Linked DNA regions of Homo sapiens: all the other regions are linked to region 6. Evidence: chromatin contacts called from ENCODE Hi-C or POLR2A ChIA-PET data. All regions are on one chromosome and are shown on one strand. The core of a region is the stretch at or near the end of the contact, and the rest is flanking DNA. Distances in the headings are between cores, read along the strand shown. Region 1 overlaps ATG16L1 (autophagy related 16 like 1). Region 2 holds the start of ATG16L1 (autophagy related 16 like 1). Region 3 overlaps LINC01891 (long intergenic non-protein coding RNA 1891). Region 4 holds the start of INPP5D (inositol polyphosphate-5-phosphatase D). Region 5 has its middle 29 kb from the start of LINC01891. Region 6 holds the start of HJURP (Holliday junction recognition protein).

Evidence for each region. A loop is a pair of places that touch in the nucleus more often than their neighbours do. ChIA-PET counts read pairs that join two places held with the same protein, here RNA polymerase II (POLR2A). Pooled maps may share reads with other maps.
Region 1: a loop to region 6 is called in a map of CD4-positive, alpha-beta T cell, with 4 times the contacts of the local background. The contact joins the enhancer-like site here to the promoter of HJURP in region 6. A Hi-C loop is called at or near these places in 2 of 168 maps with a recorded cell type or tissue (CD4-positive, alpha-beta T cell and colonic mucosa), 1 of 37 single-sample maps with no recorded cell type and 9 of 50 pooled maps. POLR2A ChIA-PET finds 5 or more read pairs at or near these places in 1 of 52 experiments (activated naive CD8-positive, alpha-beta T cell).
Region 2: a loop to region 6 is called in a pooled map, with 8 times the contacts of the local background. The contact joins the promoter of ATG16L1 here to the promoter of HJURP in region 6. A Hi-C loop is called at or near these places in 1 of 168 maps with a recorded cell type or tissue (colonic mucosa), 3 of 37 single-sample maps with no recorded cell type and 17 of 50 pooled maps. POLR2A ChIA-PET finds 5 or more read pairs at or near these places in 2 of 52 experiments (CD8-positive, alpha-beta T cell and activated naive CD8-positive, alpha-beta T cell).
Region 3: a loop to region 6 is called in a pooled map, with 5 times the contacts of the local background. The contact joins the enhancer-like site here to the promoter of HJURP in region 6. A Hi-C loop is called at or near these places in 4 of 50 pooled maps. POLR2A ChIA-PET finds 5 or more read pairs at or near these places in 2 of 52 experiments (activated CD4-positive, alpha-beta T cell and activated naive CD4-positive, alpha-beta T cell).
Region 4: a map of GM12878 shows a loop between it and region 6 (7-fold over the local background). The contact joins the promoter of INPP5D here to the promoter of HJURP in region 6. A Hi-C loop is called at or near these places in 1 of 168 maps with a recorded cell type or tissue (GM12878), 5 of 37 single-sample maps with no recorded cell type and 11 of 50 pooled maps. POLR2A ChIA-PET finds 5 or more read pairs at or near these places in 3 of 52 experiments (A549, OCI-LY7 and activated CD8-positive, alpha-beta memory T cell).
Region 5: a loop to region 6 is called in a map of endothelial cell of umbilical vein, with 4 times the contacts of the local background. The contact joins the enhancer-like site here to the promoter of HJURP in region 6. A Hi-C loop is called at or near these places in 1 of 168 maps with a recorded cell type or tissue (endothelial cell of umbilical vein) and 5 of 50 pooled maps. POLR2A ChIA-PET finds 5 or more read pairs at or near these places in 7 of 52 experiments (BJ, OCI-LY7, PC-9 and 4 more).

Annotation. Positions count from the first base shown.
Region 1 is chr2:233,267,519-233,272,061 of GRCh38, forward strand. It overlaps ATG16L1 (autophagy related 16 like 1), which reads left to right. Exons shown (of 18, transcript NM_030803.7): 6 at 2,484-2,549. Among named protein-coding and RNA genes, the nearest start is that of ATG16L1, 18 kb to the left of the region's middle. Within about 2 kb of position 3,018, at least 6 of the 41 ENCODE cell types and tissues checked have a DNase peak (open chromatin) inside an H3K27ac peak, as active enhancers do; they include CD4-positive, alpha-beta T cell, where a contact is called at or near this core.
Region 2 is chr2:233,249,306-233,253,322 of GRCh38, forward strand. ATG16L1 (autophagy related 16 like 1) reads left to right here and starts at 2,368. Exons shown (of 18, transcript NM_030803.7): 1 at 2,368-2,637. The coding sequence starts at 2,523. RefSeq lists an enhancer at 1,956-2,655.
Region 3 is chr2:234,444,285-234,448,387 of GRCh38, forward strand. LINC01891 (long intergenic non-protein coding RNA 1891) reads right to left here. Exons shown (of 3, transcript NR_146988.1): 3 at 306-451. Among named protein-coding and RNA genes, the nearest start is that of LINC01891, 8.3 kb to the right of the region's middle. RefSeq lists an enhancer at 2,093-2,142. Within about 2 kb of position 2,272, at least 24 of the 41 ENCODE cell types and tissues checked have a DNase peak (open chromatin) inside an H3K27ac peak, as active enhancers do.
Region 4 is chr2:233,057,892-233,062,346 of GRCh38, forward strand. It overlaps INPP5D (inositol polyphosphate-5-phosphatase D), which reads left to right and starts at 2,451. Exons shown (of 27, transcript NM_001017915.3): 1 at 2,451-2,721. The coding sequence starts at 2,588. RefSeq lists enhancers at 2,126-2,405, 3,006-3,095, 4,182-4,455 and a silencer at 2,606-2,685.
Region 5 is chr2:234,423,864-234,428,050 of GRCh38, forward strand. No RefSeq gene overlaps it. Among named protein-coding and RNA genes, the nearest start is that of LINC01891, 29 kb to the right of the region's middle. RefSeq lists an enhancer at 3,594-4,187. Within about 2 kb of position 2,813, at least 13 of the 41 ENCODE cell types and tissues checked have a DNase peak (open chromatin) inside an H3K27ac peak, as active enhancers do; they include OCI-LY7, PC-9 and endothelial cell of umbilical vein, where a contact is called at or near this core.
Region 6 is chr2:233,853,252-233,857,391 of GRCh38, forward strand. HJURP (Holliday junction recognition protein) reads right to left here and starts at 1,284. Exons shown (of 9, transcript NM_018410.5): 1 at 1,133-1,284; 2 at 593-659. The coding sequence starts at 1,249. RefSeq lists an enhancer at 1,166-2,158 and a silencer at 1,226-1,485.

The DNA.
Region 1 (4,543 bases), core at 1,768-4,267, 580 kb before region 6:
GGTGAGATTATGGTTTTTGATTTCTCATTTTATACTTACCTGTATTTTCTAATTTTCCGGTTTCTATTAAGAAAAAATAAGCTGTCCTTTTTGTATTGTTTCTGTCTCACATTTACTTTAAGCAGAATTGTTTGGCTTATGCCATGGAGCTTGACAGCAGTGTGAGGGTGTTGGGGGCCCCAGGTGAGCTGGATGCTGCTAGGTTGCATGTTCACGTCAGCTGAGAGGCTGCTGGAGGGAGAAGTTGGGGAGATGTGTGGTGATGCCAAGGAAGAGCCCCTGAGCAGTGCAGTGGACGGGGGGTAATGCACATTTCCTAGTGAAAATGCTGTCCTCATTCCCTAGCCCACCCTTTGAAGCATCTTCCTAGGGCTGTGCACTTGGAGGTATCATGTGATTGCAGATGTGGGACCTGAGGAGTCTTCATTACTTTGCTTAGGTAGCCTCTCCTCCTAGAAGCCTTCCTGCGTCATTACCCACTTCCTGCCTCCCCAGCTTAGATGTCCCTCATCTTCCTGCTTCAGGCAGCTGTGGTTTACCTGGGCCATATGTAGCACACTGTTTTGAGATAGCTCTTCACACTCTGCCTCCTTCCCTTATGCTGCCACGTGTCCCTGTGGTCAGGCACAGTGGCTGCTTCATAAGATGCACTCAGGGCTGGGCACGGTGGCTGCTGCCTGTAATCCCAGCACTTTGGGAGGCCAAGGCAGGTGGATCACCTGAGGTCAGGAGTTCAAGATCAGCCTGGCCAACATGGCAAAACCCTGTCTCTACTACTAAAAACACAAAAATTAGCTGGATGTAGTGGCAGGTGGCTGTAATCCCGGCTACTCAGGAGGCTGAGACAGGAGAATCGCTTGAACACAGGAAGCGGAGATTGCAGTGAGCCGAGATGATGTCACTGCCCTCCAGCCTGGGTGACAGAGAGAGACTCTGTTTGAGCTATTAAAGACCTTTCCTTTCAGCTATAGTGATGAATCCCTGATAACAGGTGGTGTTTTCCTCTCCCTGTGACCCTAAGTCAAGTTTTTATCTCCACCTTGCAGAACTGGGACCTGAAGTTATAGAAAGTAGATTTCAGACAGTCAACAAGTGCTTTAATCATAGAGTAGTGGTACTCACACACCTTATACCGAGATTCTGGTTTTTCCTCAAAGAGAGTTAGTTCACAGTTGTCTCTACCAGCTAAGACAATTTGGATAAATTGTATTTTTGGTAATTTGCCCTGTAAAACTTATTTTTCATCTTCCAGGTATAAAATCAAGAGTGTAATGCACTTTTTAAGCTATACCCACATCCCTTCCCAAGATTCTGCTATACTGCCTAGAGGACTTTCCTTCATTTTGAGAATTACCACCGTGGTAAAAACTTACGAGAAATTTCAGCAGAATTCTTGATTGCAGCTCAGTAGCATTGCTAGAGTTCTACATTAGGGGTCCTCCACCTAGCAGGCATAGCCATAGTTAGAAGTGAAATTTATCAAAGAAGAGAGAGTAAGGTCAGGGTTAGGAGTTAGGGAGTTTCTGAATTTAGGACTTGAATGAGAGACAAAAATGATTCTGAGAAGGGGAGTTAGTGGATGAGACTTTGACCATGTTAAAAATTTGTCACAGCCAAGACTTCTATGTCAAGCTTTAGTAAATTAAAGTTACTAATGTTATGTAAACTTTGACATTTCAAGAATCTCACTATACCTCAGTTTCCTCATTTATAAATGGCAATAATGATATTTACCTCAAAAGGTTGTTATAAGGCTTAAATGAGTTAAAGTCTGTAAAGTAATTAACAATGTCAGGTAAGGGGAAGTCCTAAGTAAATCTTCACTGTTAGTAATCAGGCTGTGGGTGTGTTAATGCAGGTTGAGCATCCCATATCCCAAACTCCACAATGCTCCAGAATCTGAAACTTCTTGAGTGCCAACATGACACTCAAAGGAAGTACTCATTGGAGCACTTCAGATTTCCGATTTACCATTAATTTCAACTGAATTTCATATTTAGACCTGGATCCTGTCCTCAAGATTTATATCATGTTTATGCAAAACTTCAAAATCTGAGAAAATTCGAAATCTGAAACACTGGTAGTCCCAAACATTTCGAGTAATGGATGCTCAACCCGTGTAAGACTATTTGCTGCAGAAAACTTAAGTCACAACCATGACTAACCCTCAGTGAGCCTGAGGCATGTGTCTATCCTAAGATACCCTTGGTCCCAGAAGGCAGGCCTCCTCCTTTGCCAGTTCACTGCTTTCTCTAATAATGTGGCCTATCTCTCTTCTAGGCTTTACTCTGAAACCCTTTAAAAGGGGAGCCTTACTGATGTTATGAGTTTGGGCTTGTGACTTTTGAGTATTTTGCTCAGGGTAGTTGTTATTTTACATGCACTGAATGTGTTATTAGAACTGGTGGCTTCTAGAGAGCCCAAACCCCGTGCTTTCTTAAGCAGACATAAATGGTGGGCTTTTTTTTTTTTTTTCCCAACAGGAGGCGGCAAGCCCGGCTGCAGAAAGAGCTTGCAGAAGCAGCAAAGGAACCTCTACCAGTCGAACAGTAAGTAAAGATAAATGAATCAAAACTGTGTTTCTGAAAATTTGGCTCTCTTAAAAGTTTTGTTTTTATTTTTTTTTTTGTTTGGTTTTTTTTGAGACAGGGTCTTGCTCTGTTGCCCAGGCTGGAGTGCAGTGGTGTGATCATAGCTTCTAATGTTTTTATTTCTGTAAAATCATCTTACAGATTTTAGAAAGAAAAATGTTAAAGGAAGAAAATGAAAACATACAGTTCTTCCACCACTCAGAACTAACATCCATATATCATTTTAATTGTATTTTGCTGGCTTCTAATTTCTCACAAATCATGTACTGATACGGCCTTTGACCCTATTTCTGATTACTTACTTGAGATAGATTATTGAAAATAAAATTTGATGGGTCAAAGCTTTTGGAACATCACCAAATAACCTTCCAAAAAGTTTGTGTTCATCAGCTGTGAATGTGAATTCTAACTTCCTGCACTCAGTACCCGTTACTGCCTCACTGTTTCCTGTTGACACTTTGAACGATCAGTTTTCTGCCTCTTAATTGTGCCTGCCATGTAATGCGGTGGGGTTTTTGTTGTTGTTGTTTTGTTTGTTTTTTCCCTCCTTGCTCCCTTTGGTTTGTAACTTAAAGTGGAAACTTAAGCGAAAACTAAGATCTCTTGGAACAAAAGGAATCAAACTAGTTCTGGAGCTTTTCCTAATCTGCCTACAAGTTAAGGTGGGGTATCTTCTCTGAGATTTGAAGCTTTCATAGTGGTAGAAAAGAGTTTCCTTCGCTCTAGGATGTTTCTTTTCTATTGAAATGTGTTTTGGAATATAGTTTTAGAGTTTTGATCCACTATTTTTTAAAATGTTGGTTGCTTCCCTGTAAGTGGAGGGGTTTAAATTCAACTAGGAGTCATTCACCAACTAACGTCTTAATTTACAAAGAAACAAAGGTTCCCATATCATGCCTTTGCTTTAGATATGTAGGGTACGTGTGTGTCTGCACTCTCAGATGTGGAAGATTAATCTCAGTTGTATTTTCCCAAGCCACAAAGTAAATAAATAGTTGACCTGGAAATGAGATTTGGTTTCTTCAGAATAACAGCTTATAAAAGTGTCATTTGCATAACCGGGTTGACTGGGATAATTTAGACAGGTTGAGCATCCTGCCCAAGATCATACAGGAAGGGGCCGAGGTAGGATGCAAACACAGGGCTGTAAAAGCCTGTTATTTTATTTTGTATTTTATTTTATTTTGAGATGGAGTTTCACTCTTGTGGCCCAGGCTGGAGTGCAATGGTGCAATCTCAGCTCACTGCAACCTCCGCCTCCCAGGTTTAAGCGACTCTCCTGCCTCAGCCTCCCAAGTAGCTGGGATTACAGGCATGCGCCACCACGCCCAGCTAATTTTGTATTTTTAGTAGAGATGGGGTTTCTCCATGTTGGTCAGGCTGGTCTCGAACTCCTGACTTCAGGTGATCTGCCCGCCTTGGCCTCCCAAAGTGCTGAAATTACAGGCATGAGCCACCGAGCCCGGCCTAAGGCCTCTCCTTAATCTCTATGCTTCCCTAAGGAGTTTCTGGGTCAGAGGACATACATCTTTGAAAGGTTTTGATAACTTAGCAAATGCTAGTGTTTTCTTGTGGTCCCGGGCCTAAGCACAGTTGCAAGTACTTAAAACCATAAAATTCTATTTTCAACAGGACATTGTCAAAGGCTCAGCTCATATTTGCAGTTCCTGTCTTTGCAGTTCTCCTCTCTTCCTTGTATGGGCACAGGTGACTCTCGCAAACCTAGATCCCTGGGAAAGCCAATCAAGAAAATAAAGCACAGCCTTGTCCTTTTTCTTTCGACCTGCCTTTTATTCCCTTCTACATCCTGGCCAAGAATGTGGTGCAATAATTACACATAGTCCTGGAATAAATAGCTAAGGAAAATAAATTTACTTTGACCAGGTTTAACTTGCTTAGTAACAGGTTCTTAAGTATATATTTACCTAATCCAGATAATTATTTATTGAAAA
Region 2 (4,017 bases), core at 1,118-3,617, 600 kb before region 6:
TTCATATTCTTTCTTTAGAAATTATTCTTCATGTGTTCAACAAATATTTGTCTATGATGAGCTAGGGACATACTCATTTTACATAAATTATGACATATACTGCTGTTACTATCAACAATTTCCAGCAATAAATGTACAGTAATTTAACCAATCTCTTATTGTTGGAAATGTAGATTTTTTTCTCCAACTTCTCATCATTATTATAAACCGCAATTACTTTTACACCAACCTAAAAACAATTCTGCAACAAAGATTTTTGTATGTGGACATGTGTCCAAATATTTCTTGGCATAAATTCCTGCAAGTGGAATTGCTGGTTAGGCAAACTGCAAATTTGTAAACATATTTTTATATATATAGAGAGAGAGTCAGGGTCTTGCTCTGTTGACCAGGCTGCTGGAACACAGTGGTGCTATCACAGCTCACTGCAGCCTTGACCTCCTAGGCTCGAGCGATGCTCCCACCTCAGCCCCATCCCAGTAGCTAGGATTACAGGCACACGCCACCACACTCAACTAATTTTTTGTATTGTTGTAGAGACAGGTTGTGTCATGTTGCCCAGGCTGGTTGGTCTCAAATTCCTGAGCTCAAGTGATCCTCTCACCTTGGCCTCCCAAAGTGTTGGGATTACAGGTGTGAGCCACCATGCCCAACCTTGGAAACATATTTTAATCATAAATGTGGGAAATTAACATGCTCAACTGTCAAGATTTGGTGTAATGGTCTTTTAAGGGTGGTGCCACTGCTGCATTTGAAGGCATTCTCGGTCACTTTCAGAACTTTTTCATTTTCTTCAGCGTGTGAGGAAGTCACTTCTATTTCTGATCCCATTGGATCCTTCCAACGACTTCAGGTCCACTCAATACTGACTACCAGTGAACCATCTTCAACTACAGTGCTAGAAGCCTGACTGTCCTCCTCTCCTCAGCCTAAGTTCTTCTTATCTGTCTCTGAAGGACCTTCCTCTGGACTTGAGACACACTGGAAGAGAAGGTAGTTTCTGATATTCCTTTCCTCTTTTGGCCAACTACTTTGTCTGGCTCCATTTTCATGCAGTAAATTCACTAATTGTTAAAGGCAGATGGAGCTCCAGCAACTCTATTACAGAACTGGGTTTTCCATTCTACTGAGCTTGTTCACAGACACAACTTTCTCAGGAGCCAGTGTGTCTTCATCTCCCCCTTTCAACATCTACAGCCTCAGATTACCTTCTAAGGCTCCATTTATTGTCAGGCCACAATTTCTAGGATTCTAACAATGAAGACAAACTCTGATACACAATTCACATCTTTCTTAGCTCCCGTTTCCAGTTCTCTTCTCCATTGCAAACAAAAACAAAAACCCCAAACAAACCACAAAACCTGTTTCCAAGTTCAGTGGGACACTCTTCCCAACGCACCCTGACTTCAGGTATGTAAGAGTTAAGAAACAAGAAAGAAACACGAAAAGCAGCTTAACAATCAAAGACAGGTTTATTTTGGAGAATAAACCTGAGAGGGGCTTCTTGTCGATTTTGGTCAGGAGCGTTTTCTCTTACACACTAAGGGTGTTTAAGGGTTTACGAAGCGGTGAGCTTATTGCAGGTTCGTAATGTTTCTGTATGAGGGAAAGTTTATTGCAGGGTTGGAAAGTCTCTGGCCGGAGGGGAGGCTATCTCTGGGTTGGCATGTTTCTGGTTGGAAGTGGGTTTATCTTAGGGTTGGAATGTTTCTGGTTATGCTGACATTAGCCATTAGGCTGATGTTTTTGGGTTGGATTTAGGCAGTTTCTTAATCAAGGGGAACTTAAAATGGTGGCAGTTGTCCAAGATGGCAATGCTCCTGCTGTCAGGGTAGGCCTTGGGAAGACACCAGGTGTCTTTGTAAACTTAGGTTTCCCCTGTACCAAGCACAGTGCTGACTGCATTACATGGGTTTTTCTTTTTACTATTCGTGACAACCTTCTGAGGTAGGTATCATTACTGTCCCCATTTACAGATGAGACAACTGAGGCTTAGGTAGGCTGTCACTCATCCACAGCCACAGAGCTACTATGGAGGGAACCCCATTTGTTCCTAAACTGCGATTAAAAATAAAAGTGGGGGGAGACAGGCCAAGAAAAAAAACACGAAAAGGGTTGAAAAGCAGCAAAAGAAAAGTAAGCAGTCAGGCGGAAACGGCCCCTTTCCTGCCTCCTTCCCGCCCGGCGCTGGGCCTTGCGCAGGGCCCGGACGCCCCCAAGCGGCCACCTCTCTGCAGCTGACGCTTCCGGCTACAGGCTGGCGTCACTAGCGAGCGCCCTGCGTAGGCACCGGCTCCTGAGCCCGTGCTTCGGGTGAGGGGGCGGGTCTTCCGGCCCTCTCGAAAATCATTTCCGGCATGAGCCGGAAGACCGTCCCGGATGGCCTCGGGGACTGCCAGTGTGTGGAGGTGAGCTCCGGGATTGCCGGCATTCCCGCTTCTGCTGGTTGCTTCATGCTGCAGGCTGCGGCCGTCAGCCCTCGCTCGCATTGGTGGCGCTGAGGTGCCGGGGCAGCAAGTGACATGTCGTCGGGCCTCCGCGCCGCTGACTTCCCCCGCTGGAAGCGCCACATCTCGGAGCAACTGAGGCGCCGGGACCGGCTGCAGAGACAGGCGTTCGAGGAGATCATCCTGCAGTGTGAGCGGCGCCGGTGCGGGCTGGGAGTGGGGCGGGCGGGCCCCGCGGAGGCATGCGGGGCGTCAGCGGGAACCTGAGGCCGAGTCCCTGGCGCCGCCCGCACGCATGGCGGCCGCCCCGGGTAACCCGCGCTTGGGACGCCGCACGCCTTTTAAATGTTTTTTCTAACCTGCGTTTTATCTTTGGAGGATTTTCCCTATTAAATTGTACGATCTTTGTGGGGAGGCACAGTTCGTGTTTGTATTTGTAAATCCCAGTAGCTCATACAATGCTTATGCACTTAAATAGGTCCCAGAAACATCCCATCTATGGGGTCATGTTAATGAAACGGTCGTTGACTTTCAGTCGCAGAATTAACATTGCCTTCTCAATGCACTGGAACGGGTGGCCTTTGATTCCTCAAACTTACTTCCCTTACTCCACCTTGGTGGTTTTTTTTGCGGGGAAACGGGATAGGGGATCAGGGTCTTGCTGTGTCGCCGAGCCTGGAGTGCAGTGGCGGAGATCACGGCTCACTGCAGTCTCAAACTCCCAGGATCAAGTGATCCTCCCACCTAAGCCTCCCGAGTAGCTGGGATTACAGACGCGCTTCACCACGGTCGGCTAATTTTTTTAAAAAAAAATTTTTTGGAACGAGGTCTCACTGTGTTTCCCAGGCTGGTCTCCAACTCCTGCGCTCAAACGATCTTCCCACCTCGGCCTCCCAAAGTGCTGGGATTATAGGCGTGAGCCACCGAGCCCGGCCCCACCTTGGTGTTAATATCGTAATATCTTTTAGGCGGGACAGAACCTTTACTGTTACTGAAATCTTCAGTATGAAAGAGGTGGTTTTCTTTCCCCTTACTGCTTGCAGCTTAAGGGTACAAAAATGTTTGTACCTTTACCTAAATTATAATGGTCCTAAGGTGGTTCCATCTGCGTCTGAAAGTAAACCTGACGACTTTCTCAAGTTATGCTGTTGATGATATTCAGAATAATAATTGCTACCTTATATTGCATTCTGATTGTGCAAAATCAGTAGTTCTCAAACTTAGCTCCACATTAGAATCACCTATGGATCTTTAAAAAATTACAAATCCCAAGCCACACCCCAGACCAACTAAATCACAAGTATCACAGTACACAAGTATCAGTGTGTGTGTGTTTGTGTTTGTGTGAGATTAAGCCTAGAACTGCATGCCAAGTTATCAGTGTTTTTTGATGCTTCCCAAATGACTACTGTGCAGACAAATTTTAGTACTGTGGTAAGTATTTGCATGTGTTATTTTATCTTTCCCAAAATTCTGTGTATGAAGCAGGAACTGTTATTGCCATTTTCACACATGGAACTGAGGCCAAGAGAGATTAGGTAACTTCTGAGGTTGCACAGCAGGTTAATGG
Region 3 (4,103 bases), core at 1,022-3,521, 590 kb after region 6:
GAAGCTGCACTAGAATGGTAAGCTCCAACAACATGTTCTTTCCTATCAGAGACACTTTCTGTGTACAGGCACCCTGCAAAGACCTTTCCATCCTCACAAAAGCTTGTAGTGGCAGTTAGTGACAGAGAGAATCTTAGGGCTCTGAGTCTTACTGCATCAGATCTTTTTCCATTGCATCAACATGCCTCCTTTTAGAAGTGCAAGTAAGATCTGCTTCACATTGAGCTTTGAGACACAGAACACAGTAAGTCAAGATTTCACGGAATGTCCTCAAGCCCAGTCCTCTATATTAAGATGACTCAAAACTGGGGAAGAGAACCTTGGGCTTCAGGAGCTTTTCACATTGCTTGACTCCTTCATTCTTGCCACGGTCTTACGCCTTTTTGTAGGCTCAGGGCTTTCTCAAGCATCCTTAAGCATGTTAGGGCAGTGCTTCTCTAGGTGGTTTCACCTGTAATTTAAACATTTACTTGCACGTGCTTTATGTTTTTCCACCTCCTCCTGTTAACAAACATGGATATACTTTATTATAGAAAAAAACTGCTGAATTAAAGACTGATATTGAGAGTTTACATTCTGATATATTGCCTTTTTATTACATCTCATTACGATGAAAACATGCAAGCAAGCTCCCCCAGCTAACATTCCCTGTCCCTGCCCCATGCAAGTCAGCAGCCCGGGGTATGTGAATCACCCCACAGAAGGTTCATGCCACAGCACCACTGCAAACTAAACAAATTCTTTCCACGTTAGACTTAGGGTTAAAAAAAGAAGTTGTGTTCTAAAGGAGAGAGATATGATTTTGAAAGGAGCACTGGAAAGAAAATGAAAAGGAAATGAGACCTCAGTCGACCACGTGCTGAACCAGCCAGCCAGGCTTCCTTCCTCCATTGCTTCTGCTGTGGCGACCTACGAGTGGGGGCTTTCCACAGAAGGCTGCGGGTCCGGGAACGGGGGCAGGACTTACAGACCTCACCAGAGTGTGGCCAAGGACAGAAGTTCTCTATACGGAAGAGAAGGCTTGTCTAGTATGGAGTTCTAAGTTCTGTACTTAAATGTTCCCTGACAGGGGGTGGGGCTGGGGAGGGTGTAAAACAAAAAATTATTCTGATACTTTTATTTTTTATTTTTTATTTTTTCAAGACGGAGTTTTGCCCTTGTTGCCCAGGCTGGAGTGCAATGGCATGATCCTGGCTCACTGCAACCTCCACCTCCCAGGTTCAAGCAATTCTCCTGCCTCCTCAGCCTCCCAAGTAGCTGAGATTACAGGTGCGCACCACCACGCCCGGCTAATTTTTTGTATTTTTAGTAGAGATGGGGTTTCACCATGGCCAGGCTGGTCTTGAACTTCTGACCTCAGGTGATCCGCCCACCTTGGCCTTCCAGAGTGCTGGGATTACAGGCATGAGCCACCGCGCCCGGTCGATACTTTCTAAAATGGTAAGACTTTATTCAGGACAATTGCAATTGGTGTCCACAGTGTCACAACAGGGCAGAGAGATCAGGCTCAACTCCCAATACAAGAACAAGGCACCAGACATGGTGGCTGAAACCTGTAATCCCAGCACTTTGGGAGGCTGAGGCGGGCGGATCACTTGAGGTCAGGAGTTCAAGACCAGCCTGGCCAACATGGCAAAACACCGTCTCTACCAAAAATACAAAATTAGCCAGGGGTGGTGGCAGGTGCTTGTAGTAGTCCCAGCTACTAGGGAGGCTGAGGCAGAAGAATCACTTGAACCTAAGAAGTGGAAGTTGCAGTGAGCCAAGATTGGACCATTGCACTCCAGCCTAGTCACAGAGTGAGACTCCTTACCAAAAAAATTATAAAATTAAAATTAAGAAAAAAAAAGAACAAGGGGATATTTACAGCAGGTTGAGGGGTTTCACCAGATGAAGATGATTTCAGGGTCGGGCTTCTTGCTAAACTGATCCAGGTTTCAACAAGGATTCTTGTTGAAGGTAGGCCAGGGTGATCTGATATCGAGGATCAAGGGTTCTCAATAAACTGACAGCAGGATCCCTGTTGAAACTGAGCTTTGCAGGCCCAGCAAGGACAGGGACCAAGGTTGAGGGCTTGGAGGAGTCTGACTAAAGTTTGGTCAAGGAGAGAGTCTTTGTCAGGGGTTATGTGGGCTCTTCCTTCATGTTCCTTTAAAGAGCATGCCCATCTTCCGGGACTTCCTCTTTCTGTTTAAGTTACCATTTACTGTGGCTTCTCACGCTCTTTACGCAGCTGCAAAGGCAGAGCAAGACACACTGCTGGCCCAGAAGGGCTGATGATCCGGCAGCCTCAAGCTACGGGTCAGGAGTGAGGAAGTGAGGCTGGCCTTGTGGGTGTGGAGTGGCTCTGAAGCTTCCTGTCTCCACCCAGCCCTCTGCCCCTGCACTAAACCAAAGCCCTGCAGAGCAGAGTCTAGTGACGCTCCTGGGAAGGTGACGCTCCTGGCGGCACATGGCCTTGAGAGCTTCCACGTAGTTTGCCCTTGGTCTTGTCTCTGAGACGCCTTCTGGTTGCCTCGGTCTCCTCACACCCCCCAGGATCCAAGTCCAGGCCTACCTGGCTCCCGGGCACTCCCTGTGTGCCTCCCACCTCCTCCTTCCACCGAAGGCAGGCGAGGTCAGCTCTCCCTTCCCTCCTGTCTCTGGAGCCCTCGCTCCATGCCCAGGCCTGTCCCGTGGACGTGTCATGCAGCTGCTTGCTTCATGTTCTTCTAGCTTTCTCCCTGAGCCACAGGCAATGCTTTTCAAAAGCAGTGAAAAGTTTAGCGGAGTTTTTTTTGTTTTTTTTTTGTCAAGGTAATAAAATCTGCAGTGATAAAAATAGCTATTAGAAGTTTAGGAAAATTTCATCTTGGAGTAGAAGAATGAGGATGGACTAGGCTAAATAGTGTCCTAACAAATACCTGTCCACCCAGAACCTCAGAATGTGAACTTATTTGGAAATAGGCTCTTTGTGTATGCCATTCTCATAGATGAAGTCCTCCTGGATTTAGGGTGGGTCCTAAATCCAGTGACTGGTGTCCTTATAAGAAGACCACATGAAGCCGCAGGGAGGCACGGAGAGGATACCATGTGACCACGGAGACAGAGACTGGAGTGCAGCATCTAGGAACCAAAGACAGCCAAGGAATCCTGGCACTGCCAGAAGCCAGGAGAGAGCCGGAACATTCTCCCAGAGCTTTTGGAAGGAACCTAGCCTGCCCACACCTTGATTTTGGACTTCTGGCCTTCAGAACTCCAGGAGAAGAGCTTCTGTTGTTTGAAGACACCCAGTTTGCGGTCATTTGTTAAAGCAGCCCCCGGACACTAAGCCACAGTGTAGCCATATGCTTGGGCTGGGTCCCAGGGCAGCACTGACTCCTCACTTTACCTTGTGTCACAGCAAAGCCCACAGCCAGGGAGAGGGGGTCAAACTGCAGCAGCTCTCACTTCTGAGCATCATAACGAAAGCCAAAGACAGCGCCATTTACCTAAATCGGACAGCCTACAGAATCTTCCAGTCTGAAATAAGAAATGTCAAGCGTTTTAGCCATGGGAATTATAGGGTAGGGGAGATCCTTCCCCTTAACTAGTCAGTGGTTGAAATTTCTTTTGCAGCAGAAAATTTAAGTGGTAGCTTGACTGTTTAATGTTTGCAACATTAGAATGCCCTAGTCTCCACTTACTGATTTAAAGAGCAACAGAAATCCTTACAGGAAGAGCAGTAGGATGGCTGATTCCTGAAAGCGGCTTCCTGACACCCTCGCCCCAGCACCCCTGGGTCCAGTCACCATTCAGATACATCTTTTGATGGGTTGCAAGGAAAAGAACAGTGTCAGGGGACAAGGCCTGTTTACCTACAACTAACTGAAGCCCTTTGATGAGCTCTCCTCCCATCTCCAATCTGCCCCCAACCGCTGGCCGTTCCTAACCCATCTCTTTGCAAATAAAAGTTATCACCATCAGATCTGGGTGTGCCATTCTTCCAGTTGTGTGCACAAGAGGGTGGGAGTTCAGGGGGTTGGAATTCTTCTTTTCAAAAACCTGTTAAGTTTTTCTGAAACAGCAGCCTTCCCGAAGCTTCTGCTTAGTGCCTGTTCATCTATTGAGAGCTGATAATAGGA
Region 4 (4,455 bases), core at 1,201-3,700, 790 kb before region 6:
AATTTTTTTTTTTTTTTACTGTGTCGCTCTATCACCCAGGCTGGAGTGCAGTGGCACGATCTCGACTCACTGCAATCTTCGCCTCCTGGGTTCAAGTGATTATCCTGCTCAGCCTCCAAAGTAGCTGTAGCTGCGATTATAGGCACGTACCACACCCACCTGATTTTTTTTTTTTTTTTTTTTAGTAGAGACAGGGTTTCACCATGTTGGCCAGGCTGGTCTCAAACTCCTGACCTCAGGTGATCCACTCCCCTCAGCCTCCCAAAGTGCTGGGATTACAGGTGTTAGCCACTGTGCCTGGCCACTCTCTAGCCATTATTTGAAGTCTTCATTGATAAATCACTATCCCTCACATGAGTTTGTGAATTTTGTAATACGTTAAAATTATTTATATTGACTGGAGACCTACAAAAAAAAAAAATCCACCCACCAAAAGGGCAGCTCTGATCTAGATACTGGGATTTCCTGAATGTGGAGGGCAGAAGGGTGGGGGACAAGCCAGCTGACCATGCTGGATAGATCAGGCAATTGGGTGGAAAAGGAAGCAAAGTTGGGATGGGCCTTAAAAATGAGGGAAGAGTGCCCGTGTGGCGTGTGTGCCAGGGGATCTCACTCTGTGGAATGGCAAGGACCGTGGGAATAGAGGTGTGAGAGGTGGGGGGCTGGGGGTTTGGGGGAAGCTCTCTAAGTAGGGCAGTCTTGGCATGGTAGGGGTCTCTAGAGATGAGTGGGTGGAGGTGTAAAGGGACCAGTATTGCAAATGGATCCTCCTGGTGGCGTGGTCCAGGACTTCATGGATGTTGGTGGAGGCCAGCAGGGAAGTGAGAAGGGTGTGAAGGTACACAATGGGAGCATAGGAGATGACCCCATAAGGAGGGGGTGGACAGGTGCTGAGTGGAGGCGTGGGTGGGGAATGAGAGGCCTCCACACTGGGCTGCTGCAGAGGTGGCGTGCTGCGGAAGGGCCGGAGCATGGAGGCCAGTTCCCATCACCACTCTATCCCCACGCCTGGCTCCCAGCCTGGCCAGAGGTCCTTGACTGGGAGTGCTTTGTCTGCCCTACAGACTCGCCTGCCATGTGTGTTGCTCAGCGGGGAGGTGCTGGGGGCCCTGTTCTGGGACAACCATCAGTGTGACACATGTTGAGCCCCTGGGCACATGTGAGCTCTTTTACGAGCTACGTCCTTCAAGTTAGACAAGAAGAAACCAAGGCCGAGAGAGAGAAGAAACTTGACCAGGTTCCCACAGCTTGAATGTGGTGGCGCTGCCTGGCTGGTGCCCCTTCCTGGAGGGAGTCTGTTGTCATGTCCTGGAGGCCAAGGCCTGGATGTGGGATGGTGGGGGCACTCTTTGTGCAGCGGGTCAACACGTGCCCCTTCGGCCTTGGTGGGCCGGACCCAAGGACGGAAGGTGCCCAGGTCTGGGGGCTGAGGGATGGGTGTCCACCGCAGAGCCCTCAGAAATGACTGGTCCTGGATGGCGGTCCCTGGAGAGGCAGCTCCTCTTTGAGTGGTGGGCATATGTGGCCATGCCCAGTCTTGGAGGCGGTGCAGTCCGACCGGCCACCCCGACTGCTGAGACGCAGGACTCAGCACCCAGTGTTGTCCTTGGCCAGGCGGCCAGCCTGCCCTGTGGGGCTTTGGGGTTCTCCTCTCCGAGCTTGTTTCCCCAGCATCCTGGAGAAGCCCAGGGAAAAACCCAGCCTATGTTCCCGCTGTAAACGGCCCACATCCCCTCCAAGCTCCCTTTGTGTGTCTCCAAGCTGGACTGCAGGGATCAGAGCTGTGCTGCCCGTGCAGCACCCACCCGCCCCTGGGAATGAGGGTAATGGGGTCACAGAGCCATCACTTGGACCTTGGCGCCCTCGGCTGGTGGCAGCCAAGGTCTCCCAGCACCCAGGCCGCTGGGAGTCTCTAAAGGGGAGGGGTGGGGCTCGACTGTCCCCTCCCCCTCAAGTTTGCTCTGTCCTGGGCAGGCCGTAGTCCCAGTTGAGAAGCTGTGCCCCCTTGGGTGTTTTGGAGGTTCAGGGTGGGTGCTGAAAAGCCCTGAGGGAGAGCAGAAGGCTCGGGGGCCTGTCTAGGGCATGGCATCCCACGTGGGTGTCAGCACGGCCGCAGAAGAACCACTTCTCTGGCCCACCCATGCCTGCTAGGCCATGCTTCTTCAGAAGTGGCCACAACTCTCCTGACGTCTCCAGAGCCGGTCATTCCACCCAGGGGGACTTCAGCTGCCACTGGACACTTCAATTGTACGCTGCGACCAGTTGCCAGGAAGGAGAGGGCTGGCAAGAGAGCCGCGGCAGCCGTGGCAGGGTGTAGGGGACGGTGGACGGCCAGGGCCCCCCCCTCTCTCTCTTTCTCTCTCTCTCTCTTGCTTGGTTTCTGTAATGAGGAAGTTCTCCGCAGCTCAGTTTCCTTTCCCTCACTGAGCGCCTGAAACAGGAAGTCAGTCAGTTAAGCTGGTGGCAGCAGCCGAGGCCACCAAGAGGCAACGGGCGGCAGGTTGCAGTGGAGGGGCCTCCGCTCCCCTCGGTGGTGTGTGGGTCCTGGGGGTGCCTGCCGGCCCGGCCGAGGAGGCCCACGCCCACCATGGTCCCCTGCTGGAACCATGGCAACATCACCCGCTCCAAGGCGGAGGAGCTGCTTTCCAGGACAGGCAAGGACGGGAGCTTCCTCGTGCGTGCCAGCGAGTCCATCTCCCGGGCATACGCGCTCTGCGTGCTGTGAGTACAACCTGCTCCCTCCCCGGGCACAGATATGACAGAGGGGCTTAGAGGGGGCCCAGCTTTGAGATGGGTTGTTCTTATGTCACAGGACAGAGTGATCTGACATGCACACTTCCCCGCCACCCTGTCATGGACCTTGTCCTTGGAGTTCAGAGAGCTGGTCTCATGGCAGGTTTTGCAGCCTTGGAGCTGTCAGAACCACTCTGAGGCCTGATGTTACACCCCAGCTTCCCATGAGCTGTATGGACCTTGTGGCTTCCTTGGAGTCTGGGGACCGAGAGAAGGGAGTTTGGGCTTTTGGAGCCAGGAGGAAGCTCAGGGCTCTGTGGAGGTGGGTGTGTTAGAGATCAGCTCAAAGATGCCCAGCTCAGAAACCCTGAGAAGAGCAAAGGTGGCAAGGGGGACCCTTCCTGGAGCACCCAGGCTTCGGGCCCCTGGAGGAAGCTGTTGTTTGGCGAGCCAAGAATATGGGGTGAGTTTAATCAAGAAAGGACTTTCCATTCAGTCAGAAGCTGCTTTCAGGGGCCTGAGAGCAGAGGAAGTCACCATTACCACCAGCGAGCAGCCTCTTCTCTCTCCTGAGCACTTGGCTGTGACCGCTGCCCACCCCCCACCCCCTCAATTTGGGTCTCTGTCACCATCAACTCCTCCCACTGCCCGGTTGGGGATGTTACTGAATGTACCAGCTGTGCTAACAATGGAGGAACCAGCCACTTGCTGAAGGTTCCTTTCTAAAACCCCCTTCCTGTCCAGCGTCTGAAGGAGGCCCTTGCCCTGCAGCTCTCGGTCTAATCATAGGGGGGCCTTGCCCTGCAGCTCTTGGTCTAATCATTTTGCCGGGGCCTCAGGCAGTGCCGGAGTGTAGTCAGGGAAATGTGTGTCCACCTGAACATCTCAAGTAGCATCCCTGGGCTGGCAGAAATGTTCCCCCGAGCAGCCAGGGCCTTGTGCTTCTCCAGGCAGGAGGGGAATTGGGTGATGAACCCAGACCTGTTTTGAATACTGACTCACAGCTGGGACCTGTCGTGCTAAGCATTTGTTAGCCCATTTCATCCTCACCACAACCTAAAGTGAAGGTCCTGTTAAAAGCCCCACTTTGCAGATGAGAAATCTGAGGCCCTGGCAGGTTAAGTGAGTGACAACAGTCAAAGCCACGGCCATCTGCCCCCAGAGGCTGCAGCTGAGACCAGCAGCCTGTGGCCCAACCTCTCCTGCTCCCAGTCCAGCGGGGCAGGCATGTAGCCTTGCAGGGCTGGAGAAAGAAGCAAGGGGAGCCACAGTGTTTACAGGGTCAGCTGGGGCACTGGAAACCAAGCCAGGCTCGCAGCTGGTCGCTGGCCTGTGCTGACAGTCTGCAGCCCCACCTCCAAAGACTGGTTTCCTGTGTCCCCTCTCTCATGCCTCAGGGGAAGGAACGCAGGCCCAGGCTGCCTGGACTTCCCCAGTGGGGACCTGCTGCTGCCGGGGCCTTAGAAGGAGCAGGAAGATTCTCTTAGGCCTCTCACAAGCCCAGTCTGACTCCACCTGGCCCATGTGGGTTACTTGGATTTCTCTCCTGGCCCAGTGGGATCTTGTCCTGGCTGTTTGGTGTTGGCTGAGCCGAGGGCTTCCAGGGCCCCATCTCATTAACCTTCAACACAGCCCTTTGACCAGGGCTTGCTTTGTGGTTGCTCAGGTTACAGACATGGGGCGTGGGTCTCTCTGACTCCGAGCCGTGAGCATCTTAACGTC
Region 5 (4,187 bases), core at 1,563-4,062, 570 kb after region 6:
GCAATAGAAAACTGATACAATTATATTAATAATTTTAAAGACGGCATATTTTGCCAGGTAGAGTGAATCATCATTTTGAATGACTTTGAATCCAGAAGAAAATTTATGTAAGGAAAGGGCTTAATTGAAAACTAAAACATGAAAGTTCTTGGTGGCTGTGAAGGTTTTTCCTAGGACTGGAAATCCCCTGGGCTCCCCTCACACTTTGAAGTCAACCTAATTGGAGGGCCATGCCTCGATCCTTTCGGGAGATAGGTGTCCCTGTTAGAGTCTTCAGGTGTATGTTATACTTCAGGTGTCTGCAATTACCTTACCCAGGCCTATAAGCTCCTTGAGAACAGGGAACGTATTTGTCTAATTTTCAGGACCAAATGCAACATCCAGCCTCTAATTGGGGCTTAATAGGTATTTGTTGAATAAATATTTCCAGTGTCATTGATGCAATATTCTGACAAGTAGAAAGATCAAAGCTGGGAAGACGGGGGCTGGGGTGGAAGGAAAATAAATGACGTTTTGATTTTTTAAAGGAACAAAACTTTAGATAAGGCCAGTTTCAAATCATCTTGGCTTTGTTGTGTTTTCATCTCTCCAGAATTGGACTTCTGTGCTCAATTCAATGAAAACACTCAGAGCACAGATTGGGATCACGGACTTATTTTCAAAGCATGTTCCCACACATATTAACAATTGCTCAAAATTAACTGTAGCATCTGTTTAAAGTTGAATCAAATTGAATTCTCTATTTATAAAAATGGAGTTTACATAAGAGAATGGAAACCATGTACAGACATTTAGCATGACACTTCTGCTTACACCATTTCAACAAATAAAAAGAAATTATTGTTCTGGGAGAAATACACATTCCAAATCTTTGTAAAATGAAACCCTTCAAAATTAGGAAATGGAACAACTCTTTTTTTTTTTTTTTTTGAGACAGTCTTGCTTAGTCATGTTGCTCAGTGCAATGGCGCGATCTCGGCTCACTGCAACCTCTGCCTCCCGGGTTCAAGCGATTCTCCTGCCTCAGCCTCCTGAGTAGCTGGGATTACAGGCACCTGCCATCATGCCCAGCTAATTTTTGTATTTTTGTAGAGATGGGTTTCACCATGTTGGCCAGGCTCATCTTGACCTCAGGTGATCTGCCTGCCTCGGCTTCCCAAAGTGCTGGGATGACAGGCGTGAACCACCGCACCCCACCAGAAATGGAACAACTCTTAATGAGTGACATGAGCTACCAGATAAAGGAACACTATATAAATTTCAGGGTCCAGGGTCCTAGAAGTGCCTGGAGCTGAGCCCCTGCTCCCCAAGTCTGTACACATGCACCCTGGGTGCTCAAGCCACAGGCCCTGTTGTAATGGGAAGAGAGAATTCCCTCTTGCAGGAAAGCGGGCTACAAAGATGAAGGGTGGTGGGTGGCAAGAGAGGCCCGGACACACCCTGGGCCCAAGCCTCACTGGTAATGGTTGGAGGGTGGTGGGAAAAGCCATAGGAGATTCTGGGGGAGGTCACAGGGATGGGGGTGAGAGCGAGCTAAGTGGTAGCCAGTGGCGGGGCCCCTGGTGGTTGGGTTTTATTGGGAATGAGGCCGGGCAGGGAGTGACTATAAGACCCAGCTGGTCGTGGCAGAGGTGGGAAGGGAATTTAGGGAACTTGCTCTCTTGGCTTCATGTCTGGGGACACAGCACGGGTGAGGCTGGTGGGTGGGTTGACCTGCTGGTGGTCCCTTCAGACCCCTGTCCCAGTTAGTCCCTGGGGACCCGTCCCTTTGGACCTGACTCCTTGGGGTTGAGTTTCCCCTTTCACCTGGCCAGGATTTAGCATCTTCTTCTGGAGGAATGAGGAGGTTTGGGTGACCTGCCTCTTCCTCTTTCACCTGGCCAGGCTTTAGCATCTTCATCTGGAGGAACAAGGAGGTTTGGGTGACCTGCCTAGTGCCAGGGCAGGACGACTGCCACCCTGAGTCATGTTCTGCTGGTGTCTTTCAATTAGGCAGGAAAGCTCACTTCACAAGGAGCTTCTGTGTCACTGGAGTTATATGGAAATGAGGACATCAACGCAGCCCTCAGGGGCATGCGGGAAGAAGCAGAGGATGGGCCAGAGAGGGTCCTCCCTACCCTCCTCCCAGGTTTGGCCCTCTAGGCCACTCTACCCACTGCATACAGGGATGGGTGTGGTGCCCAGTTCCTCACCCTCTGGGACATAGAACTCCACCTACCCACAAAACCCACTTCCTCAGAAGCGTTAGGGCTGCCTCGGTGCCCTAACTGCAGGTGTGCAGGGCGGGGCTGAGGAAGAGGCAGTTAGGGCTGAACCCAGCAGGAGGGAAGCAAGCTCGCCCAGCTCTAGGTTTCTTGTGAACCCTCAGGACCTGCCTTTGGAGGCAGGTCCTGAGACTGCTGGAAGAAATGAAAATGATGACGATTACAAAGATGAAGGGAGAGAGTGTTAATGAATCACAGATCTTCCTTCCCCTATCAGGTCACCTTGTGTCAGTTTAACAATGACCACCCCCCCCCCAAAAAAAAAAAGCCACACACACACACACTGAGAAGGGAAACACTTTGTTTTTCTGCACTGTCTGAGCTCCATCAGATAATGGAACTGCTGAGCTCTCTGTTCTGCCACTCCACATTGATGGATTTCATGGCAGAGTAACACTTTGGAAATGAAAGTTTCTCTTCTACTTCCTAAGTGAGGGAGACCCAGAATCCAAGAAAGGATCCTTGGCTCAGGAAATCATCTGCCATCGGTGGCCAGGGGCAGCTGGAGCGTCAACATCTAACCTGTGGGAAGATGTACCCTCTGCAATAGGCCCCTCTGCCCCATCCCCAGAAGTCCCCAAAAGTTTCCAGGAGTGTCAACAGATGGGGGAGGGATCAGCCACTCTCACCCTCTGAACTGTGAGGGTTTCTCTTCCCATTTCTCTAGGAAGCAGTGGCCATGTTGTTGCCCAAAGCAGATGTCAAAAGAGAAACTTAGAAGAGGCTTCTGAGACTAGCAACCCTCCCACTCAGGATGGAACCAAATTCAGGGAGCACGTCTCCCCACACAGCTGAAATTAATGCAGAGGTGAACGCCTTCTCCCTCGGAAGCAGAGCAAGAATGATTCTTGATTACACTGAGCCTATGGAACAGCCCCCACTGTTCAAGAGCCAAGATTAGTGTGAAGCACCTCTCAATCATTTAAGATTTGATTGTTTAACATGAGGCTGGGTGGGTTCGTCTCAGTGCTGATGTCAACAATCGACCCCATCGTCCACATGGCTCCCTGGGTTGCACCATGAGCCAGCCACTGCTGCTTCTGGGTGCCAGGCTGTCCGGCAAATCCTCTGACCCCCGTCTCTCCCTTCTAGATTTTTCTGAGCTGCCACTTCCTCTCACCCTCCAGGCAGGCAGAGCCTGAAACCCCCTCTCTCAGAAAGGGTTGCATCAAACTCATTTGATGCACACAAATTCACCGAGGGAGAATCCTTTGACAAGCAGGCTCTGGGGCCCTGGGGCTGGGGCTTGAGAGCCTGGGTCTCTAACACACCCAGCAGTTGCTGATGGCGGGGCCAGAGCTGGAGTGGCCAAGGTTTTAGAGCAGTACTTATGGTGGGTCTCTCTCTAGCTGGGCCATCCTTGAGGCCATCCTCTTCATTTCAGATCAGTTTGCCCCCTCCCCATTTCTCAAAGCTGCTTACTGTTTGCTGGAAGGGAAGGCTGGACTCCTCCACCCCACCTTCCACCCCCACCTTCCTTTCCCCTCCGCCCCACACCCGTTTCTCTGCTCCCTAGTCTGTTTCCTGTACAACTTTAGGACATGGCCTTCATTCATGTTACCTTTCTGTTGTTGTTTTTTTATGAGCTTTAGTTAAGATAACTAATTGCTGCAGACAAAACCAGCTCAAAACAATTTAATCCACACTTTGAGAGAGGGAGAAAGAAATGCACTCTGCAGAGGAATCTGAAGAATGTAGAGAACCATCCAATCAACGACTATTCCAAGCATTTCCCTGAGAATGCAAACTTCCACCCACCTCAAGCCCTCCAGGAACTTGCCATTTTCACCACATCACTATGCAGCGTCACACCAGGAAGTACCCAGAAAACTTCGCACGATCCTCCGGAAGCCTCACCCCTTATCGGTGACCACCCTTCTGCTATATCCAGTCTTTTTCTCAGCATAAGTGTTTTACATACTT
Region 6 (4,140 bases), core at 34-2,533:
GAGGAATTGACCCCAGCCAGTGCAAAGTGTCACCAGCTATTTACCAAAAAGAATCCACAAGATTTCAGTCCGTTTACATTAACTATTAAACGGAATGCCTTCTCCTCCCTATTCAAGTACTTGGAGCCTCAAGGAAGACAGTTACTACTCCAAGTTAAACAGGGCAAACAATAGTCAATGTGAGTATTCACAGTGCGGGGCGGGGTACTGTTCACAGTTTCATAGGGATTGTACGTGACTGTTACAACACCCACGCCCAGGAGACATTATTGTCATCATCCTTCCCATTTCACAGATGAAGACACTGAGACCAGTCCAGCTAAGCAACTGCCCCACGCTGCCATGGTGGGGAGGTGGCCAGCGGGGATGCCAACCCGGTAAGCCGGAGGCATGTGAGCCAGGAGGCACCTATGTCTCTTCAGGAATTGTTCTAATAAGTAATTCAAGTAATTTACAGGTTTAAGGGCACCAATGTTTTGGTTCCTATTAGTTAGGTGAACAATGTTTACTTCTTAAGAGAGCAGGGACAGCATTTCAACTACTCCATTCACACTCTTCACCCGAATACTCAGAAGGTGGGGAAGACCCTTACCCTGTGGCGTCTCGTAGGTCAGCGTGGCCATTTGCACCACCGGGGTGTCCTCGAAGGGCTGGTTGTACTGCGGAGGAGGAAGGGGCTTCCTGTCAGGTTCCAGGGCCACGAGGGGCCCCAGACCCGGGAGGAGGCGGCGCCAGCCCGTGAGAGGCCGTTAGTCTGGCCTGGGGCGCCCCAAACGCGGTCTCTGCAGCGGAGCCCCCAACTCCGCCTCTCTCGTCCCACTCAGGAGCACCCCCAGCCCCACCAAACCCTCCTCTCTGCACCCGAGCCCCAGGCCTGCTTCCCCACTCCCCGTTCCGGAGGCCCCAGTCTTTCCTCCCCGTCCCCGCACCGAAGCCTTCGGCGCTGCCTCCTTTTTCCCTCTCCGGAGCCCCCAGCTCCGCCTCCACCTTCTCTCCGCATCCAAGCCCCAGTCCCGCTTCCCCAACCCCCGCTCCGAGTCCTCAGAGCCCCTTCCCTTCCCGTCCTACGTCCCCTCCCAGCCTCACTCCGACACGCAGGCCTCCCCTCCCGGCGGACCGGCGGGGGCCGCACCTTCTCTATCAGCCGCTGCATGCGCCTCTGGAAGCGGCGGCGACTGGCCCTGAGCTTCTGCAGCAGCTGGTCGTCTTCCACGTCCTCGCCCTCCATGGCGCGCAGCGTACCCAGCATCGGACCCAGCCAGTACCCAAGCGCCAACCCGGACTGCAGGGCCTCGCGCGCCACAAACTCAAATAGGAGACTCCGCCCTCCCTGCCTTCCTCTCGGTTTTCTATTGGCTAGAGCGGAGAAGCCGGGCACTGATTGGGCCTTTCAAACAAATTTGCGTCCCACCTTCCGGCCAATCCACTCCCGAGTTTCCAGCCACGCCCCAATGTCCGGCGGAAGGGAGGGAGGGTCTCCGGCCGCCACGGCCGGTGGTAGTTGTACAAACAGCTGTGTGCTTATTCATCAGCGGTGCTGTGCGAGATCCGGTGGGATGCGTGTCATCTCCCGCGCTGTGCACCGGAGATAAGTGCGGCCTGGAGATTTCTGCGTGACTTGCTCTGGGTGTCGCCGCTGGGCGAGGTCCGCCTTCCTCACCCCTCCGCCTGGGATCCCGGCGCAGTTTCCAGGGCAGGGGCCTAAGAAAGACAACCCCAAATTACCAACCCAAAAGGAGGCAGGATAGCGAATATTCATCTAGAAGGAAAAAATAAGTCTCAACGAATGACACATTTAAAGATGCTGACAAATGCGATACACATCACAAAATCCAGGAAAATACTTCTATTAACCCAGCTTTTTCCCTATGTATTTCTGATTGCATATTCTGCTTCTTCATTGATATTAATCTTGTAATATTTTCTCCAGAGAGAAGAGCAAGATAAATCAGTCTTTAGTATGGTTGATGGAATTTATGATTGACATCTTAGGAAAGTTTCATTCAGCTTCATCACTTAACCACATTTGTGTGCTTGTGCTGATATGATTACCATAGTATGTGATTGAAAATAAAAGCATTACTGAGCACCAGGAGGTCCCTTAGAGGGGGCTCTTCACCTCCTTTCAGCCTGCACGGCAATTCTATCATGATGTCCTGCGGAAATTTAGGTGGGAGTGGGTGGAGGGTAAGAACTTCAGGGCTCATGTAGTGTGTGTGTCCACAAAACGTGTTGCGTTGTGCTGGACACAGAGATGTGCTGGCCTGATTCCCCTTAAGATGCCACAGCTGCTAGGAGGGCAGTTGGCAGGGGCCTTCAGTTGTCAGCCTATTCTGGGATGATTCAGTTGCAGAGAACTCCCTCACCCAAGGTCCTGCTGCCCCAGGGTGGCCCAGCACCAGTGACTGATCCAGGTGGGAACAGGAAGGCTGTATCATTTCAGTCTGATGGAAGAAAACCCTGGGCCACTTTATCTTCCGAGCTCTCAATTCCACGGAATTGGATGGGGTAACCTACCAATCCTGTTTCTTTCCTTCCCTTCCTCCCTATATAAACATCCTCTCTGAGTCTTCTCCAGTTGCAGGATCTACACATTTAACTTGTACCTTTTCCAATTTTCACAAACAGACCGAGGTGTCTTCCTCCTCCTTCCTTAGGAGTGTTCAGAAACTTAACATGCTCTTCCTTGGACTCTGTGCTTCCCACACATAATTTACTTTTCAAACATCTAACTGGGCCCATTTAGAGACTTGAGACCTTGAATAAGATTTTCTTTTTTCTTTTTGAGTTTTGGATGATTGACTCTTCCATTGTTACCAGATAGAGTTGTCCAGGTTCTTGGTGTGTTGAACAAAGAATTGAACAAAACACACAAAGTAACAAAGGAATGAAGCAACGAAAAACAAAGCAACAGGAGAACGGAGTAAGGAAAGCACAGATTCATTGAAGACAATTCACAGAGTGCGAGCGGACTGGAGCCCGCAGCTCAAGAGCCTCTTCAATTAGGGTTTTTATAAAGCCAAAAGAACTTGGCAACACCCCTGGGTACCCTTTAGAGGCCTCCAATTGGTTACACCCTATGAAGGATTGGCCTGTGACCAATCAGAGCCTAAAGTGGAAACTTGGCCTGCAGTCATTCAGGGGCTGAAGTGGAAACTTCTTTCTTGTTATCACGGGAGTGAAGATGTAGCCTATGTCCTGCCCAATCTTGCTTAAAACTGGCTGCACCTGCTGTTCTCTTGCTTATGCGAACTGGCTGCATCTGCTGTTCCTTTGCTTATGCCTCAACCCTTTGCTACCCCAGTTCCCTATTCTCCTGCCTCACCATGACTCTCTAACAAGCACGATAGTACCAGTTTTCAAAACTGGCGTCTCCCAGGGCTTATTCTCTATTCCTGGGAAACCATTCCAAGATTTCCTTTGCTGGCTTCACTGACAATCCAAGCATCTGCCTCTGTCCTAGGAGTTTGGGGGCAGCTTCAGTGGAAAGATTTCTCAATCTCAAGTTCAAGTCTTTAATTGAAGTCCAAAACATACTTGCTTTAGCCAAACTCCTTCTGAGCCAGCCAAAGTCCATGCATTAACCCTTATTGTTCTGGCCTGGTGGTCTTCCAGTCGTCTCTGACTGGCTTTCCCCATCCCATGGTCTAAAGTGGTGCTCCAGCTAAAGAAAGAAGAACCCTGTATCATGCTTCTCATGTGATGCTGTAGCAGGACAAGCCGCAGACAAAACCCCTCAGACACCGAGTTAAAGAAGGAAGGGCTTTATTCAGCTGGGAGCTTCGGCAAGACTCACGTCTCCAACAACCGAGCTCTCCCGAGTGAGCAATTCCTGTCCCTTTTAAGGGCTCACAACTCTAAGGAGGTCCATGTGAGAGGGTCGTGATCGATTGAGCAAGCAGGGGGTAAGTGACTGGGGGCTGCATGCATCAGTAATTAGAATGGAACAGAACGGGACAGGGATTTTCACAGTGCTTTTCTATACAATGTCTGTAATCTATAGATAACATAACCGAGTAGGTCAGGGGTCGATCTTTAACTACCAGGCCCAGGGTGTGGCGCCAGGCTGTCTGCTTGTGGATTTCATTCCTGCCTTTTAGTTTTTACTTCTTTCTTTAGAGGCAGAAATTGAGCATAAGG